2 separate regions of the Homo sapiens genome follow, and region 1 is linked to region 2. The links are chromatin loops, found by intact Hi-C in ENCODE. Cell type or tissue: GM12878. All regions are shown on one strand. Each heading gives the region's core, and the rest is flanking DNA. Links, peaks and the distances in the headings are about the cores only.

Region 1 (5,383 bases), core at 177-5,176, 300 kb after region 2:
TACAGGCATGCGCCACTACACCCAGCTAACTTTTGTATTTTTAGTAGAGATGAGGTTTCTCCATGTTGGTCAGGCTGGTCTTGAGCTCCCAACCTCAGGTGATCTGCCCACCTCGGCCTCCCAAAGTGCTGGGATTACAGGCGTGAGCCACCGCGCCCGGCCTTTTCTTATGCTTAAAAATCAGGTTGACTTGGTCTAGAAATGCAGATGATGATTTTTTTTTCTTTTTCCAAACTGGAGATACAGGCAGGAAATTTCCCAGGTATGAACTGAGCATGGTGTTATTAGGTCAGCAGAGAGCCTTCAATAGGTAACTGACTGTCTATGGATTTGGTCATATTGGCCTCTTGCTTTTCAGGATCTCTGGCTTTTGATCCAAATACTTACATATCAGATCCAGAATCAACTCATACAAGCAAACCTTCATTCAGAATATATAAATGGTGATGTCTTCTTTTATTCATTTATTCAATGTTTACTAGTGTCCTAAGTGATGGGCTATGAGTTGGGAACACAGATGAATGAGATGCCAACCCTTCCTGTAATAATTCATGCTAAGTTTATCTGTCTATTAAATTGCATCACACAAAATTGAAAAAGAGAGTGATTTCAGGAAGTATTCTCAACATGAATAAAGTCTGAAAAAATTGGCACGAATACTATACTCTTTAAGGAAGAGCAGACTTTTGTTCTATCCTGGTGAAGCTGCTTATTGATGTATTTTTAAAGTATATTTTATTTATTATTATTTTTTAATTAAAAAAATTTTTTTGAGACAGGGTCTTGCTCTGTCACCCAGGCTGGAGTGCAGTGGCACAATCATGGCTCACTGCAGCCTCAAACTTCTGGGCTCAAGTGATCCTTCCACTCAGTCTTCCAAGTAGCTGGGACTACCGGTGTGCCCCACCACACCAGGCTAACTTAATTTTTTTACAAAAGTGGGATCTTCTTATGTTGCACCAGGCTGCTCTTGAACTCCTGGGCCCAGAGCCTCTTGCCTCAGCCTCCTGAGTAGCTGGGACCACAGATGCATGCCCCCTTGCCTGGTTAAGGAGTGCATTTTATTTTTTTTATTTGAGACGTCTTGCTCTCTTGCTCAGGCTGGAGTGCAGTGGCACAATCATGACTCACTGCAGCCTTGACCTCCCGGGCTCAAGCAATTGTCCTGACTCAGCCTCGCATGTAATTAGGGCCACAGGTGCACCAACATGCCTCGTTAATTTTTTAATTTTTTTGCAGAGAGAAGGTCTCACTTTGTTGTCCAGGCTAGTCTTGAACTCCTGGACTCAAGCAATCCTCCTGCCTTGGTCTCTCAAAGTGCTGGAATTACAGGCATGAGCCACTGTGCCTAGCCAGGAGTACATTTAAGAGTAGGGCAATAGTTGTTACAGAAGAATGTATGAGAATCATTCTCTTTTTGTGTTAGTTCTCTTCAAAACAAATGATAAAAAGGAGAAGGGTGAATGAGCCATTCTTGTCTCTCCCCGTCCTGTATTATGTCGTTAAAATTGGAGAGGTTTTGCAGAAAACAACCCTCTCGTGTTCTGAGAGCTGATGGATATGTACACCAGTAATCAAATGACAAAGTGAAAAGTGCTATCATAGGCCGGGTGCAGTGGCTCATGCCTGTAATCCCAGCATTTTGGGAGGCCGAGGTGGGCGGATCACAAGGTCAGGAGTTTGAGAACAGCCTGGCCAACATGGTGAAACCCCGTCTCTACTAAAAATACAAAGATTACCCGGGCGTGGTGGTATGCACCTGTAATCCCAGCTACTCAGGAGGCTGAGGCAGGAGAATAGCTTGAATCTGGGAGGCAGAGGTTGCAGTGAGCTGAGATTGTGCCATTGCACTCCAGCCTGGGTGACAGAGCGAGACTCTGTCAAAAAAAAAAAAAAAAAAAGTGCTATCATAGCTATAATATAGTTGCGTTCAAAATCTGATGGGAACTTAGGAAGATTTACTAAAGCTGTTGGGTTGCTGGTCAACATTGCCTCACTAAAGATGATAAGTAGTGATGGTGATCCATATATTTGGGTGTTGCAGAGTCAATACACAAAATAAAGGAAGGTGGGAAAGGATAAGAAATAAGTAATTATTAAGCATCTACTAAGTGCCTGATGACAACTGGGTAAATTCATGAAAATTATGTCATTTAATCCTTACAAGCACCCTGGGTCCTAAGTTATAGTCACTTTTCAGATGAAAAATCTGAGACTTGGGCCAGGCACAGTGGCCCATGTCTATAATCCCAGCACTTTGGGAGGCCGAGGCTGGGGGATCGCTCAAGCTCAGGAGTTCGAGACCAGCCTGGGCAACATGGTGAAGCCCTGTCTCCACAAAAAATATAAACATTAGCCAGGCGTGGTGGCACATGTCTATAGTCCCAGCTACTCGGGGGGCTGAGGTGAGAGGATCAGTTGAGTCTGGGATGTTGAGGCTACAGTGAACTGAGCTCATGCCACTGCACTCCATCCTGGGAGACACAGCAAAACCCCCTTCCCCCACTAAAGAGAAGAAAAGAAAAAGCTGGGACTTGGAGAGAATAATAGTTTATCCAAAGTCCTACAGCTAGTGGGAGGCAGAAGCAGGATTTCCATATGTGTCCAGACTCCCCCCACCATATCATGTGGTTACAACTAAATGAGACAAATAAAGCACACAAGAAAGAGGAAGTGGGCAAATTTGGTTTTGCTGCCTCTCGAAGTGAGCGTGACTCAGAGATTTCTGACAGCAGAACCTAGTGGTTTGTGGAGTCAAGGTCTATAAATGTTTCTGTTACTGGATTCAGGAGATTTAACTCAATAACAGAAGCTAGCTGTCAGATAAAGACTGGAATAAACATTTCTTTGCATTGGTATATAGATCCACAAATGTGAGCAATGAGAACTCTCTGGATGGTTTCCACAGAAAATGAAGTGTAGTTGAATCTCATTTATTTGGAAGTTGTCTATCTATAAACTCACACATCCAGCACACAACAAGGAATCAGCAAATCAGCAAAACTCCATGAGCGCTCAAATAGATGTCATAACCAACACATCGTAAATCTCAGGCACCACGCTGTTTATTCCATTCCAAATGCCTTCAAGCCTTCAATTAGAATCTAGATTTAAAATATTTAGTATAATTTTTTTAACCTTTTGAGAGTATAAGGTATTATTTATTTTTACTTATTAGTACTACCTCCTTTGAGATACTTAATCTTAAAATGTGGATTAGTGATTCTTACTTTTTATATGTCCTGGTTCAATTTGAGACTATGATGAAAGCTGTAAATGCACATATCACGTTAAATTATCCACACAATTTCAGTGATCATGATCCCCCGAAGTCCCAGGGCTCAATAAATAACTCTGGAATATAGAGTAATAGGTGTACCTTTAAGAATATTATATAAATACTGTTTATTGTAACTGAGCCTTTGACACGGATTGAGAACCAGCCAGTTGGATTTAAGTGTTCCTAGCATTAAATAAGAATGCAGCCTGTTCTATGCTGCAGATTAAACAAGTGCTTTCGTAGCCTGGAGAACGGTACACACACAGACACATTTAACAAAACACCATGCTAATATTTCAAGGTTTATGGGGTGCCTGGATCAGATAGCCTCAACCCTTGTGCCCAAGAGTCTCATGACCGTTTGGGAACATCACAAACCTCTAGATCCTACCAGTGCATGGCCCCAGGAGATGACGATCCACGTAAGAATGCTGGTCCCTTCCCTCATCATTCCTTCCTCATATCTCAGCTGAGTCCAAACTATAATGTGAGGGATCAGGGATACACATGTAGACCATAGACTACGACAACAATGATTTTAACCTGGAAAATCTAAACAGGTGTAACTACATGTTGATTTCAACTCTAAAATTTAAATACAGCATATATGTAATATTTTAAGGGTGATTAATATAACTTTTGGGTGTATGTGCCAAGATAATTGACTGTAAAATATGCTTTAGTAAGTGGCCGAGTTAACTTGTTTTATAGATTTATTGATTATAAGCCACTTAAATGTGGAGCTAAGTCTAACAAAATAATTACTTTGGGTTTAGAATAGCTGGTCTGTAGCTCTTCCTTTTCAGTGGTCAAGTAACAGGGCAACTTCTCCATTAAAGCCACTCCTAGTTCATAACAATAAAAGCCATTGTTTTCAAATATAACAATCTTTATTTACTTACCTAAAGAAGTAGAGTGCTGCCAATTTCATCCAAGAGTAATTTGCTAAGGGGCATAAAATGTCTGTTTCTTCAAAGCCCATGGGGAATCTGGTGTTTACGTGTTGGACTTTATGTTTTTTGGGGGGTGGCGGAAAAATCTACTTTGCTTCTTTTTTTGTTGTTGTTATTGATATTGTTAGTGTTTTTTTGTTGTTTTTAGACACAGGGTCTTACTGTGTCACCCAGGCTGGAGTGCACTGTTGTCATCATAGTTCAATGTATCCTTAAACTCCCAAACTCAAGGGATCCTCCCACCTCAGCCTCTCAAGTAGCTAAGTACTACAGTGCACGCTACCATGCCTGGCTAATTTTTACATTTTTCTGTAGAGACGTGGGTCATCATATGTTGCCCAGGCAGGTCTGGAACTCTTGGCCTGAAGCGATCCTCCTGCCTCAGCTTCCTAAAATTCTGAGATTACAGGCATGAGCCATCACATCTGAGCATTTGTTTAACAAAGAAAGAAAAAAGGAAGCCATGTCTCTCAATACCTACATTTAAACAAATAGAAAATAAATATTTTCAGAGGCTCAGTTGAAGAATCAGAATAAGTAATAATACTCTATGTTTAACCTAAAATTGCATCTGCTTTAGACTTTACCCACAAAGAGGTCTGCCTGCATTTCAGCTTTCATGAAGTTGTAAAGTAATTGTTCTTTCCTTTTGGGAGGGAAGACAAAACACCGTTCGCAGTCATGGGAGAAATGCTTCCTCCATGCATGGGGCTTGGAAAATGACTGGTGAGGTGAAGTCTTCATTCACTTCGGGGTTTCATTTTTAAAGTAATATGCCAACTGATGAATGTTATACATGATTCGGGCACAGAATTGCTAAATTTTTGCAAAATTGAAGAGTATAGATTCACAGTTTTCCAAGTTTTTTTTTTTAAGTCATAGACTACTTTCTTTTTTCTTTTCTTTTTTTAAACATTTTATGGTATTTGCTTTATTGCTTATCAGTCCTTTTATCCATCCCTCTATCCATCCATCAACCCATCTTTAATTTTTTATTTTATTTCGTTTTAAGTTCCAGGATACATGTGCAGGATGTGCAGGTTGGTTACATAGGTAAATGTGTGCCACGGTGGTTTGCTGCACCTATCAACCCATCACCTAGGTATTAAGCCCAGCATGCATTAGCTGTTTTTCCCGATGTTCTCAGTAC
Region 2 (5,383 bases), core at 146-5,145:
ACCAGCCTGGCCAACATGGTGAAACCCCATCTCTACTAGAAAAAAAAAAATTTAGCCGAGTGTGGTGGCACACGCCTGTAGTCCCAGCTACTTGGGAGGCTGAGATGAAAGGATTGCTTGAACCCAGGAGGCAGAGGTTGCAGTGAGTTGAGATCATGGCATTGCACTCTACCCTGGGTGACAGAAGAGAGCACATACCTCCCGCCCCACCTAAAAAAAAGTCTATATTTTTTAGAACAATTTGAGATTCACAGGAAAATTGAGAAGAAAGTACAGAGAATTCCCATTTACCCTCAACTGGTTTTCCCTATTATTAACATCTTACATGAGTATGCATATTTGTCACAGTTAATAAACCAATATCCATTATATTAGCTAAAGTCCATACTTTATTTAGATTTCATAAGTTTTCCCCTGATGTCCTTTTTCTGTCCCAGGTTCCCACATTACACTTAATCGTGCCTCTTAAGCTCCTTTTGGCTGTGACAGTTTCTCAGGCTTTCCTTATTTGGGGGAGTTTTGAGTAGTACTGTTGAAGTATATTGTAGAATGTCCTTCAGTTGAGATTTTCCTCATGTTTTTCTTATGATTGGACTGGGGTTACGGGTTTTTTGGGAGGAAGGCCACAGACGTGGAGTACCATTCTCATCAAATCATATACAGCGTACAGACTACCAAATGACTTAACACTGTCGATGTTGACCTTGATCACCTGGCAGAGGGGCCGTTGGTCGGGTTTCTCCACTGTGGAGTTACCCCACACCCGCTTTCCATACTCTGCTCTTTGGAAAGAAGTCACTATGGGCAGCCCACATTTAGGTAAAGAGTTTGCTTCACCTCCTCGATAGTATCTACATAAATTACTTTGAATTCATTTGCATAGGAGATTTGTCTCTTCTCCTTCATTTGTTTATTTATCACTGGTGACTTTTTACTGTTTCCATGAATCAAGTACTCAAAAGACATATTCACTGAGGGCTTACTATAAGAAGGCATTAGTAGTACATTGTTACTGAGCAATATTTTGTTTTATTTTTTTCAGAGACAGTTCACTTAAAAATGAAGAACTTGGATTTCTTGTCCCACCTCTGACACTACGAGGAGGCTTCAGACAATTAATTTCACGCCCAAGCCTCAGTTTCCTCTTCTGGAAAATTAGATGATGGAAAGGAATGAATTCTGACATTTTTTCCAGCATTGAAATTGTAGGGTTATATAATATATTCATAGAATAGGCTTCAAATAGTCTACAAAAGGAAATTATTAATATCTGTAGTGGGCAGGCCCAACTCAGTGAAATCTGTGTTTCAAATCTTCCTTCTCATTGCCTCAGGAAATGTATATTTTGTCTGCCATATTATTTTCTTATGACTCAGAGTTAAAATATATATACCCAATGAAAATATCAAGTGGATGAAGTTAACCTTGTTAGTAGCATATAATATTTTATGACAAAGAAAAAAATGCCAGACCATCTGCAAATGACTGTTTTATGGATTTAATAGAAACCACCACTTATGGAAAAAGCACCATGGAATAAAAACAAAACAAAGGAATTTGAAATCTGTTCTAACACCAAATGGAGGTGGTATGGCCATGACATGTGGGCTCTTCCTCACTGCCATCTCTGTTGGGAAAAAGAAATACGAAAAAGTGAAAAAAGCAGAGGAAACCTGGGGGATGAAAAGCATGGTTTAGACTCGAGAGAAAAACATATAAACATTCATTTCTTGCTTCTTCTGAAGCTCCTCTTTGGCCTAAAGAAAGGAGGCCCCAAGGAGGAGGTCTCAGTGTTGAGTGCCGGTTGGCACTTGGCTTTACTTTACGGAAAAGGCAAAGTAACTTTTTTTCTACTCTTGCCCTTTGCAAACTTCATCAGGCTTTTCTGGGCAGCTGGAGTCTCTCTTTTCACTGATGAATGTCTTTTAATGCATTTCTTGCAAATAGCATTTAGTGGATGTTCTTGCCAGTGGTTTCTGGGAAGATTTACTCTAGTCAACTCAATAGTTGTCAAGGCAAATTATAGTTCAATATAATTCAAAGAACAGAGCGCCATGACAATCCCTGCCTCTACGCCCCCTTTCCATTGCCAGCTGTCCCACCTGGGACAGGTCAGTTACCCTCCCTTGGCTGCGGTTGCCTCTGCGGTAACATTTTTCCTGCCTGTTCTGAAAAGAACGACACAGATGACCTCTTGAGGTCCCTTCCATGCCTGTGTTTCCTGGGGAACAGGTCCAAAGTAGCAAAAGTTGGGACTGAGGTGATGCAGCCAGTGTCAAATTGTCGCAAAGTGCCTGTGACATGCAGAGTGCTTTACTATGCATTATGGAGGAGAGGTAAGTAAAATAGACTCTCCAGGAACTTACACCTTGGTCAAAAATAAACAATAACTCAAAGCAGCCTAGAAGAGGTCTGTGGCAGGAGGACAAGCACTCAGGGAGCTCAGAAAGCCCTTCTGCCCCCTCTCCTGAAGGCCCAGCCTCTCTGCTCTGTCTGGAAGGGGATTGGAAGCCAAGGAAGGATGGGGGAGAAGGCAAGGAAGGAGATGGAGCTGGGAGGAGCACTGAAGGGTGCATATTTTCCATCTAGCAACGATTGTGGGGGCCCAGAAAAGTGACTCCAACCCCCTACACCAGGGTAGAAACTGGAGGTCAGGCTTTTCTCAGCCTTGTTTTTGGCTCAGAACTGAAGTTGCAGGAGGAAGGCTGAAGACAAGGGGCTGCCGCCATCAGACGAGGGAAAGTCCCTGCACGTCAGGCTTTGTCATGATCACTAGCCTCTCCCAGACACAGCCAGCAAATGGGTGGTTCCCCAACATGTGGGCATGAGAAGAAAAGACCTTCTGTGCTGATGTGGACCAAATTCCCCCACGAGTCTGCGTGGGAGGTGGGCGGGTGTGAATGACAGAGAGAAAAGAGGATGTCACCGCTGGGGGCTGTGAGGCAGGGTGCACGTCCTTTCTAGGTGGAGTAGGAGGTGAGGGAAAGGAGGAGGACTCCAACACTAAGGCATCCACTCAGGGCTGGGTGATTCCCATGACAACGAATACGTGTGTAATTCTCATGAGATAACAACAAATACAAGTAATTCTCATGAGATAACATTTCCATTGGATTGATGAAGAAACATGAGGTTCTGGGGCCCTAGATAATTTAGTTCCCAGAGTTAATGGCAAAACCAGGAATTAAAACAAGATCAGTCCAAATCCACAGCCCAAGCCTTTTCTACTGCTCTCCACTGCCTTGTATGATGACCGCCTCCACGTTGTTTGAGGGATGTGTCAGCCGTCTCACGCATGAGGGAAGGGGTGGTGCATTTCTCCCATCTATCCACCTGATGTACAGTTGGAAATTCCATTATGTGGCATTCATTTTTAAGGGGTGGTAGAAATAATCTCTCTTTAACTAGCCCCCTTTTTAACGTGCAAAGGCCGCCCCCGCCTCCAACTTTTCCTGCCTCCAGCTGATGCAGAAGTTGTACTTGCAATCTCTGCTTTCCCTCTCACCCAGTCCCCTGCAATCTTCCTTTCTATCTGGACCTGGCAAAAATGGTTTCTGAATAGTAAGGTGGCAAGAAGGGCCACCTGCCCTCAATGAGGTGGTGACCAGAGACTAAACCATCGACATTCACAAGCTCATTCGCAGAGTGGGCTTCAAGAAACAGACCCCTTGGGGCACTCAAAGAGGGCCAGAAATTTGTCCTGAAGGAGAGGGGAACTCCCATTACACACATTCATACTAAGCTCAGCAAAGCTTTCCGGGCCAAAGGAATGAGGAATGTCCCATGCCATGTGTGGTTCAGAAATGAGCCAAACAAGGTCTGTACATTGGTTACCTATGCACCTGTTGCCACTTTCAGAAATCTACAGTCAATGTGAATAAGAACTAAGTGCTGATTGTCAAATAAGTTATACAACTTCAAAAAAAAAAAAAAAAAAAGAAAGAAAGAAAAGAAAAGAAAAAGAAATGATCCTAAGTGAATGACGCGTCAACGTGATCACTCACTTTGCTGAATGTCAGCTCTTTCCTCCCACCGCTTCCTGGACCCAGTATCAAGAACTGTGATTGTTCTGAGGTTTTGCCTTTCCCACAAGTTAATGGGTTAGACTGTTATAGTTGTGTGGCTAATGGCAGAAAACATGAAATTTCAGGGTGAGGACAAAAGACTGTATTACTCATCGCACAATAAATAGTGTAAGCATCATTATGCTTGTGTGAGTTCCTTTGTCCCCAAGTCCCAGGGTAATGTGCAGGGTCCAGATAGATGCTACACAGATAATGGGTTTGTGTTCAACTGAGCAATAGGGAGGACCCCATGATTTTGTAGCAAGCAGTAAGTAAGAAAAATGCTTTCACTTAGATTGAGACTTTACTTCACTCCTCAAAGTTGCTCACGGAAATACACCCCTCAGAAAGGATTTGGGTAGGGTAGGTGTGGTGGCTTATGCCTGTAATCCCAGCACTTTGGGAGGCTGAGGCAGGCAGATCGCCTGAGGTCGGGAGTTCGAGACCAGCCTGTTTTACCAACATGGTAAAACCCCGTCTCTACTAAAAATACAAAAATTAGCTGGGCTTGCTGGCACACCCCTGTAATTCTAGCTACTCAGGAGGCTGAGGCAGGAGAATTGCATGAACTGGGAAGTCGGAGGTTGCAGTGAGCTGAGATCATGCTACTACACTGCAGCCAGGGCGATAGAGCAAGCGAGACTCCGTCTCAAACAAAACAAAACAAAACAAAACAAAACAGGAAAGATCTGGGTAAAGACAATTTAGGACCTTTCTGTGTTCTTGACTAGATCCTTTTCACTTAGGAAGTGAGGCTTGTTAGGAAGTGAGGCTTCCCATCTTGTTAGTTACTGAGTCTGAGGTGACCCAGTGCCAAATGGGAATTATCACAAGACCTCCAGCTTCAACAAGTGCTCAGTAGGAGGTTAATAGCTACTTTTTTGTTTTTAAAAAGCCATGTTCTTAGTGACTTCCCTTTTCCCGTCTACTGACCATCTGGGAGGGGACAGGGAGGCAGGCGTCCAGGTGGTGGTGGAGTGATGTCCCATTGGCACCTTTCTATATGCTGCCGACTCCGAAAGGGAGAACCCCTCTGACACTGGAGGGACTGAGAACTGCAAGCAGGTAACACATCCATTCTCTATACATTCAGATGTGGAAGCCACAACAATACATTGAATTGACCCAAGGGACCTCACGCACAGTCACTTTAATTTCACTTCCCCGCTGCAAGCCCTCTCCAAACTCTGAGTTGAAACTGGCACCGTTTCCCCCTGCAGGAGTATGGACAAAGGAGCATGTGAGTTAGTGGCTACAGCCGCAGTTGCTGGGAGACCAGTGCTATCCTATCTGGGAGTATAAGGAGTGCAGGGTGGAGG

Evidence for each region. Hi-C counts contacts between places; a loop is a spot of excess contacts. Peaks named below come from ENCODE experiments on the same cell type or tissue, not always from the same donor. Only the 100,000 strongest peaks of a DNase experiment are listed, where the experiment ranks them.
Region 1: it touches region 2 in a loop (2.7-fold over the local background); 1 of 110 quality-filtered maps calls a loop at or near these places.

What each region holds. Positions count from the first base shown.
Region 1 is chr6:154,299,611-154,304,993 of GRCh38, reverse strand. The region is part of intron 1 of IPCEF1 (interaction protein for cytohesin exchange factors 1); the gene reads left to right. Among named protein-coding and RNA genes, the nearest start is that of IPCEF1, 55 kb to the left of the region's middle. RefSeq lists an enhancer at 2,351-2,400. In GM12878, for the core only: no CTCF peak of the experiment used is centred there; a DNase peak (open chromatin) is centred at 2,683; H3K27ac peaks cover 375 bases.
Region 2 is chr6:154,604,119-154,609,501 of GRCh38, reverse strand. It overlaps the pseudogene RPL31P29. Among named protein-coding and RNA genes, the nearest start is that of CNKSR3, 96 kb to the right of the region's middle. RefSeq lists an enhancer at 2,677-2,976. In GM12878, for the core only: no CTCF peak of the experiment used is centred there; DNase peaks (open chromatin) are centred at 2,861 and 4,121; H3K27ac peaks cover 2,717 bases.